Regions from separate parts of the Homo sapiens genome. Here region 2 is linked to region 1. The links are chromatin contacts, found by Hi-C in ENCODE. All regions are on one chromosome and are shown on one strand. The core of a region is the stretch at or near the end of the contact, and the rest is flanking DNA. Distances in the headings are between cores, read along the strand shown. Region 1 overlaps LOC100132078 (a long non-coding RNA gene). Region 2 overlaps IL10RA (interleukin 10 receptor subunit alpha).

The links. A loop is a pair of places that touch in the nucleus more often than their neighbours do. Pooled maps may share reads with other maps.
Region 2: a map with no recorded cell type shows a loop between it and region 1 (13-fold over the local background). The contact joins two enhancer-like sites. A Hi-C loop is called at or near these places in 2 of 37 single-sample maps with no recorded cell type and 1 of 50 pooled maps.

What each region holds. Positions count from the first base shown.
Region 1 is chr11:111,412,447-111,415,562 of GRCh38, forward strand. LOC100132078 (a long non-coding RNA gene) reads right to left here. Exons shown (of 4, transcript NR_046085.1): 3 at 2,392-2,535; 4 at 1,796-2,294. It also overlaps a transcript of BTG4 not described here. Among named protein-coding and RNA genes, the nearest start is that of POU2AF1, 35 kb to the left of the region's middle. RefSeq lists an enhancer at 1,826-2,165. Within about 2 kb of position 1,671, at least 4 of the 41 ENCODE cell types and tissues checked have a DNase peak (open chromatin) inside an H3K27ac peak, as active enhancers do.
Region 2 is chr11:118,000,534-118,003,649 of GRCh38, forward strand. It overlaps IL10RA (interleukin 10 receptor subunit alpha), which reads left to right. Exons shown (of 7, transcript NM_001558.4): 7 at 1-950. SMIM35 (small integral membrane protein 35) reads right to left here. Exons shown (of 5, transcript NM_001394165.1): 5 at 3,101-3,116. Among named protein-coding and RNA genes, the nearest start is that of IL10RA, 16 kb to the left of the region's middle. Within about 2 kb of position 1,663, at least 14 of the 41 ENCODE cell types and tissues checked have a DNase peak (open chromatin) inside an H3K27ac peak, as active enhancers do.

The sequences.
Region 1 (3,116 bases), core at 421-2,920:
TTTCATGGTGTATTGCATACCACTTTGATGCTGACACGGCTTTTCTGATGATGATGATACCATTTTCACTTTCAAAAGGGTTTGAGGCAGTTTATAGAATAATAACAACAACAGTGAATAACATTCATGTGGTGCTTACTATGTGTCAAAAACTGTTCTAAGGACTTTACAGATATTCACTCATCTAATCCTTCCAACAGTCTTACGAGGTTGGTACCTTCATTATCCCCACTTTATAGGAAAGAAAACAGAATCCCAAAGAGGTTAAGTGACTTGACCAAGATCACTCAGCTAGCAAATAGCAACACCTACAATAAGACAAAAAAATAAAATCTGTAAGAACCAAGTCATAACGGAAGAATGGCGAGTGGGAAGAAACTAATTTTATCATAAAACTTGGGGAGAGAATGTTATAACTCAACACAAAACTTCATTGTAAGCTTCCTGGAAGCCCAGGGGAGAAGGAAAATGGGTTGGGCTTTATCCAAAGGTTACCTCAGGCAAATTTTAAGAGAGTCTTGTGACACTAGACCAGAAGCATTAAAGACGGGTGGTCGGTGTGAGCAATGCCACTCTAGAAGGCAGAGTCGGAGAGAAGTGCAGAGTCAGAGGCCACTGGGGTAAGTAGATTGAGGTGCCAAAAAGGCCAGCAACAGAGGTGGAGTGAGATAGAGACTAGAAGGAGGTGGAAAAGGTTCCAAACACAGAGAAGGCAAGAGTCAGCGTAAACCATCAATGCAGGGGAGGGTCAGCACTCGAGTGAGTCATGGAAATGCAGAATTCCGATCACAAAGTCCTTTTATACCTTGCTACTTAAAGTGTGGTCCTTGAACCAGCTCAGGAACTTACTAGAAATATAGAATTTCAGGCCCCATCCAGTTCCACTGAATCAGAATCCACATGTTTCACAAGCTCCTCAGGTGATCGGAATGCACACGCCGGTTTGAGAAGCACTGCTTTGGCATGGGCCTTGGTGAATGCCCACATAGCAGTAGACTCTGAACACACACCCAGTGCTGTGATAGGTGCCCTCACATTCATTATCTCCTGGGATCCTCATAACAATCATACAATAAAGATATCCTTTTTGTACTCATTTTACAGATGAGGAAATTGAGGCTTACAGTCATACCTAGTGAGAAACAGAGCTGAGACTTGCCCAAACCAATTACCTTCCATTCCATTCAATTCATTTCTATTGGCATTTCAGTTAGAATTTATCCTGGCCAAGGCAATAGCAGACAAGCTGCTGCTGGCATCATTCTGAAGGGTAGAAGCAGGGGACCTATATCAGAGTGTGTTACAGCAAGCAATGGAGGAAGGCTCAGCAGTAGGTTCTGATCGAAGAGAAGGGGACAGATGAGAGCAGGTAGGATGGATGTCTTCCAAGAAGGTACAACCAGAGCCTTCCGGGAACATGGCAAATTTGGCCCTGAATCCATCCAGAAAACAAGTCCTTCATATTACAACTGGCGTAGCTCCAGCCAGGCCACGCTGCCCTATCTAAGACCCTCCCCTTCCCGCCCCCACCTCAGCTAGCTGCAGTGGTGTGTTACCCTTCTGACTGTTCCGTTCATTCAGCGAAATGTCAGTGTAGGAGCAAACTGAGAGTGAATGTGTCTTTCATTTGCCAATTAGTCATGTACCACCTAACTGCTCATGTGTGTGATTTGAGCACGTGTGTTACATGTTACTTAATTTTTCCTTTATTGGTGATTGGTTTAATGAAGTTGCACATGGGCCAGGATGGTCTTGTATCTAATTGGCTTCCACAGAGTACAAGGTGGACACAGAGTGCATGTTTAATAGATTTTTAATGATGGATCACCTCTTCTAGAGAACAAAACCAGAGCCCTCAGTCCCTCAATGCCCCACCAGGGAGAGCGGTCCAGGTGGAGGAGATGAGTCCTGAGAGCTGAGTGGGTCCACCTACATGGGTTGGCCTGATGGTCCCTTCCTCGCCCAGTTGAACCCTCCTATCAGGGCTCAGGGAATCCCTGACACGCCTCTCCCCTCCTCTTTCATCTTCATGGGAAACAGAAACCACCAAATGTGGGTGTGTTGTGTGAAGACACTAGATGGTGTTCTCGTCCGGGCAGCTGTTTTGCTGTGTTGTTTTCCTGCCCCTTCCTGAGAAGATAAGATCTGGACAGGCTTATGATTCTCTCCCACAGACCCTCAAAGGCAACAAGCAAGCCAAGTTCATTTCTCAGGCACCTTCTCAGAAGCACACCCCACATCAGTATGTTTAATGAGATCCGGGTCACTTGAAAGCAGCAGCGAAAGCAGCTTCCCTAAAACACAGGGCAAGATCAGTGCCTCCTCTGAGCTTCCCTTTCTTCTCCCAAGATCCCCAGGCAAAACTGATTTGCATGGGCAGCCAACTTGTACCTCCTAGAAGGAAACTTGAAGCCTGAAGTCGCTGGAGATACCAACACCTTCCCCAGCTGTAGGGGGGTCGGGGGAGATGAGCACTTAACAGAAAACAAAATTTGCAGGTCTTTGGGGAGGCTGGGGAGAGGGAAGAAGACTGCTCTGGAAAACACAGAAGGAGAATAAAAGACAGAAACAGTTAAAAAGAATAAATGACTATGAGCACAAACTCTGCTACCTGGCTTCAAAATGGGATTGCAGTTGCAAGATGGCCCCAAGATATGAACTAACTCCTCTGGGACCCAGATCGAAGCCCAGGTGGCAACTGCACCTGCCTCACCCAGTGCAGAACACAGAATTAGTCCTGCTCTGCAAAGCCCTGTTATTGGCTTACTGTTACCAGTGACCCCCGCCTCCCCTGCAACCCAAAAGGACGGAAACCTAATTTTGATCACTTTTCCCTCCTCCAAAGCTGCTTCTCCTTCATTCCTCTACAGACCCCCTTATATTGTAAACTGGCAGCTGATAATACCATTCACTTTCAAACCAATGTTTACTGAGAAGTCAGAGGAAGTGAATATAAAAGATAGGGCTTGCAAAGACAGAGGGCAAAAGAATTGGAGATTTCTTCTTCTATTTGAAAGCATCATGCCCTCCTGACCTAGGTCCCAGAGACCAGGCTAGAGAGAGAAAGAGAGACACTGAGGTTCCTGGTGTATCTCCTGATGTGCAAAATGGCAGGA
Region 2 (3,116 bases), core at 413-2,912, 6.6 Mb after region 1:
CAGCCCCAGAGGGTCAGGGTTGGAGGCCTGTGCTTGTGTTTGCTGCTAATGTCCAGCTACAGACCCAGAGGATAAGCCACTGGGCACTGGGCTGGGGTCCCTGCCTTGTTGGTGTTCAGCTGTGTGATTTTGGACTAGCCACTTGTCAGAGGGCCTCAATCTCCCATCTGTGAAATAAGGACTCCACCTTTAGGGGACCCTCCATGTTTGCTGGGTATTAGCCAAGCTGGTCCTGGGAGAATGCAGATACTGTCCGTGGACTACCAAGCTGGCTTGTTTCTTATGCCAGAGGCTAACAGATCCAATGGGAGTCCATGGTGTCATGCCAAGACAGTATCAGACACAGCCCCAGAAGGGGGCATTATGGGCCCTGCCTCCCCATAGGCCATTTGGACTCTGCCTTCAAACAAAGGCAGTTCAGTCCACAGGCATGGAAGCTGTGAGGGGACAGGCCTGTGCGTGCCATCCAGAGTCATCTCAGCCCTGCCTTTCTCTGGAGCATTCTGAAAACAGATATTCTGGCCCAGGGAATCCAGCCATGACCCCCACCCCTCTGCCAAAGTACTCTTAGGTGCCAGTCTGGTAACTGAACTCCCTCTGGAGGCAGGCTTGAGGGAGGATTCCTCAGGGTTCCCTTGAAAGCTTTATTTATTTATTTTGTTCATTTATTTATTGGAGAGGCAGCATTGCACAGTGAAAGAATTCTGGATATCTCAGGAGCCCCGAAATTCTAGCTCTGACTTTGCTGTTTCCAGTGGTATGACCTTGGAGAAGTCACTTATCCTCTTGGAGCCTCAGTTTCCTCATCTGCAGAATAATGACTGACTTGTCTAATTCGTAGGGATGTGAGGTTCTGCTGAGGAAATGGGTATGAATGTGCCTTGAACACAAAGCTCTGTCAATAAGTGATACATGTTTTTTATTCCAATAAATTGTCAAGACCACAGGAATCGTGTGAAACTAGTCAGATTGCTGATGGCACATTGGCTCATGGAGGACTCGGTTGTTGATAATGAGGAGGGTAATAATGTGTGGGATGTGTGATGTCACTTTAAGGAAACAGGGCTGAGGACTCAGGCTTAAATCTGACAGACCCAGGGAGTCCTCATGCTACCTGTATTGTGACCTTGGGCCCATTACTTATCCTCTCCAAGTTTTAATTTCCCCACCTGTCACGTGGAGTTGACAACTCCCCATGAGGATGTTGTGAGGTGTAAATGAAATTGCACATAAAAAGTTTAACATGGTGCCAGGCATGTGGTACTATGTGCCACTAGCTGTCATTGGCTGTTGAGTCTGTAAAGAAAAATGGACAGCTTTTCTTGGAAACAAGTGAAAATGAAAGCGATAAGGAGTGTGCAGCGGGACTCTTTCAGAAGACAGAAAAGGAAGAGGTGGAAAGCACAATGCAACGTTTTGGATGTGAGTTCTGACAATGTGGAGAGAAGAACCTGGAAACCCCTCCTTTCCAGGAAGACAGCAAACTGGGCCTCCCTGGAGCTCTGTTCCCAGAGCCCTGTCCCTGGCTCCCCTTGCCCAGGAGGCATGTCCCAGTGGTGGTTCTCCTAAGTGCGGAAGCCATCTGCACTCTATTCTAGAAGCAGCCTGCTCCCTCCATGAAAAACCCCATGTGGGTTTGAATTTCTCCCCATGCTCAGCCCAGTGGGTAGAACAAACCCAGGCCCGCGGCCTGAGCTTCCTGGGTGTGCTTTTCTCTTCGTCCTACCTGAATCCCCTAGAAGGTGACTGGGGACACCTCACCTCTTTTCCCCTGTGTCATCTCCAATCTTGCCTCACCCAGTTCATTCTGAGAAAATAACTAGTTCTGAGGAAGTGCTGATCCTATCATCTTCAGAGAACTTGACTAATATCACGCCATTTCAGACCTGCTCAGGCTTTTGCCCTAGAGCCCTCCTTGTCAATATTGGAAAGAAAAGTAGTGTTGGTCACTTTCTCCTGGAAATGAGGTGTTAGCGATGGCTTATTCCCCATGGAAAAGGCCCCTAAGGTCTAAATATAAAGATTCAGAGAGTAAAAGGAATTACATTCAAGGAACTGCAGCCAGTTTGGTTGGATACGACAGATCAAAGAGCAGCTTGCAGGACAGAAGGAAGTCAGAAGACACAGCCCTTGGTGCAGGCCCTGCCTGCTCCGTTTCTGTGGAATGAGTAGGAGTTTGCGCTGGTTCATCTCTGCTTTGAGGCTGCTCTGTAACCACTCACCACAGACAGGCCCTTGGGAGAAACTGAGCGAGTCCTTCCAAGCAGCCGGGGCTGATGAGACACTTGCAGATTTCTTGGGAATTTGGATTACAGCCCCCAACAGAAGGCCCCAGCTGTTCTTCAACTGAGCAATCTCCTTCAAGGGCTTTTCCAAGCTGAGGAATGCGTAATGCTGTCTTTGTGTGAGCTAATGGAACTTCCTCTTAGTACAGAGAGGGGGTAAATGGGCCACCATTGAGTGAAGAGGAAATTCAATAAACTGTGTTTTCCCAACTTTGTAAATAGCTATAGTCAGGGTGTGCCTTGTCTACCCAGCATATATTCATCCCCCGGCCTCAGTGTTCACACTTTCACAGAAGACACACAGTCCCTAGGAAGCTGGGTCCCACCCCCAGAGCCCATGCTGCTCTGCTGGGTGGAAGGTCTCTGAGCCCCACATGGGAACAGCACAGCAAGGGAAGCTGTAGGCTGTGACCACCTGGGACCACTGACAGGTCTGCTGCCTAAGTGGCAGGTCTGGGCAGTCAGGGCTGATTTGATCAAGCCTCAACCTAGAGGACCCTAGATACTAGGAAGCTTGACTCATTCATTTCCTGTTGTGCTCATGGGTTAAAAAAGCAAACCCACAGTTTTGGGTTTGAAGTAAACCCCAATTTAAAATTAAATGCATTGTTATTAATGACACACAGCACATTTTCCCACTATCATCTCGATCCTAACTTCACTTAATTTCCCATAAACCTCCAAAAAGGGTTGTGGGACCCAATAAACACTCTGCCGAAGAAGGACTGGGTAGGATAAAACTTGTGTTTTAAGAATATGGCTCTATCCAAAGCATCAGACATGAATCAGAAAGGATGGGGCAGGAGGCAAAGAGACCTGGCTGGAGACTTT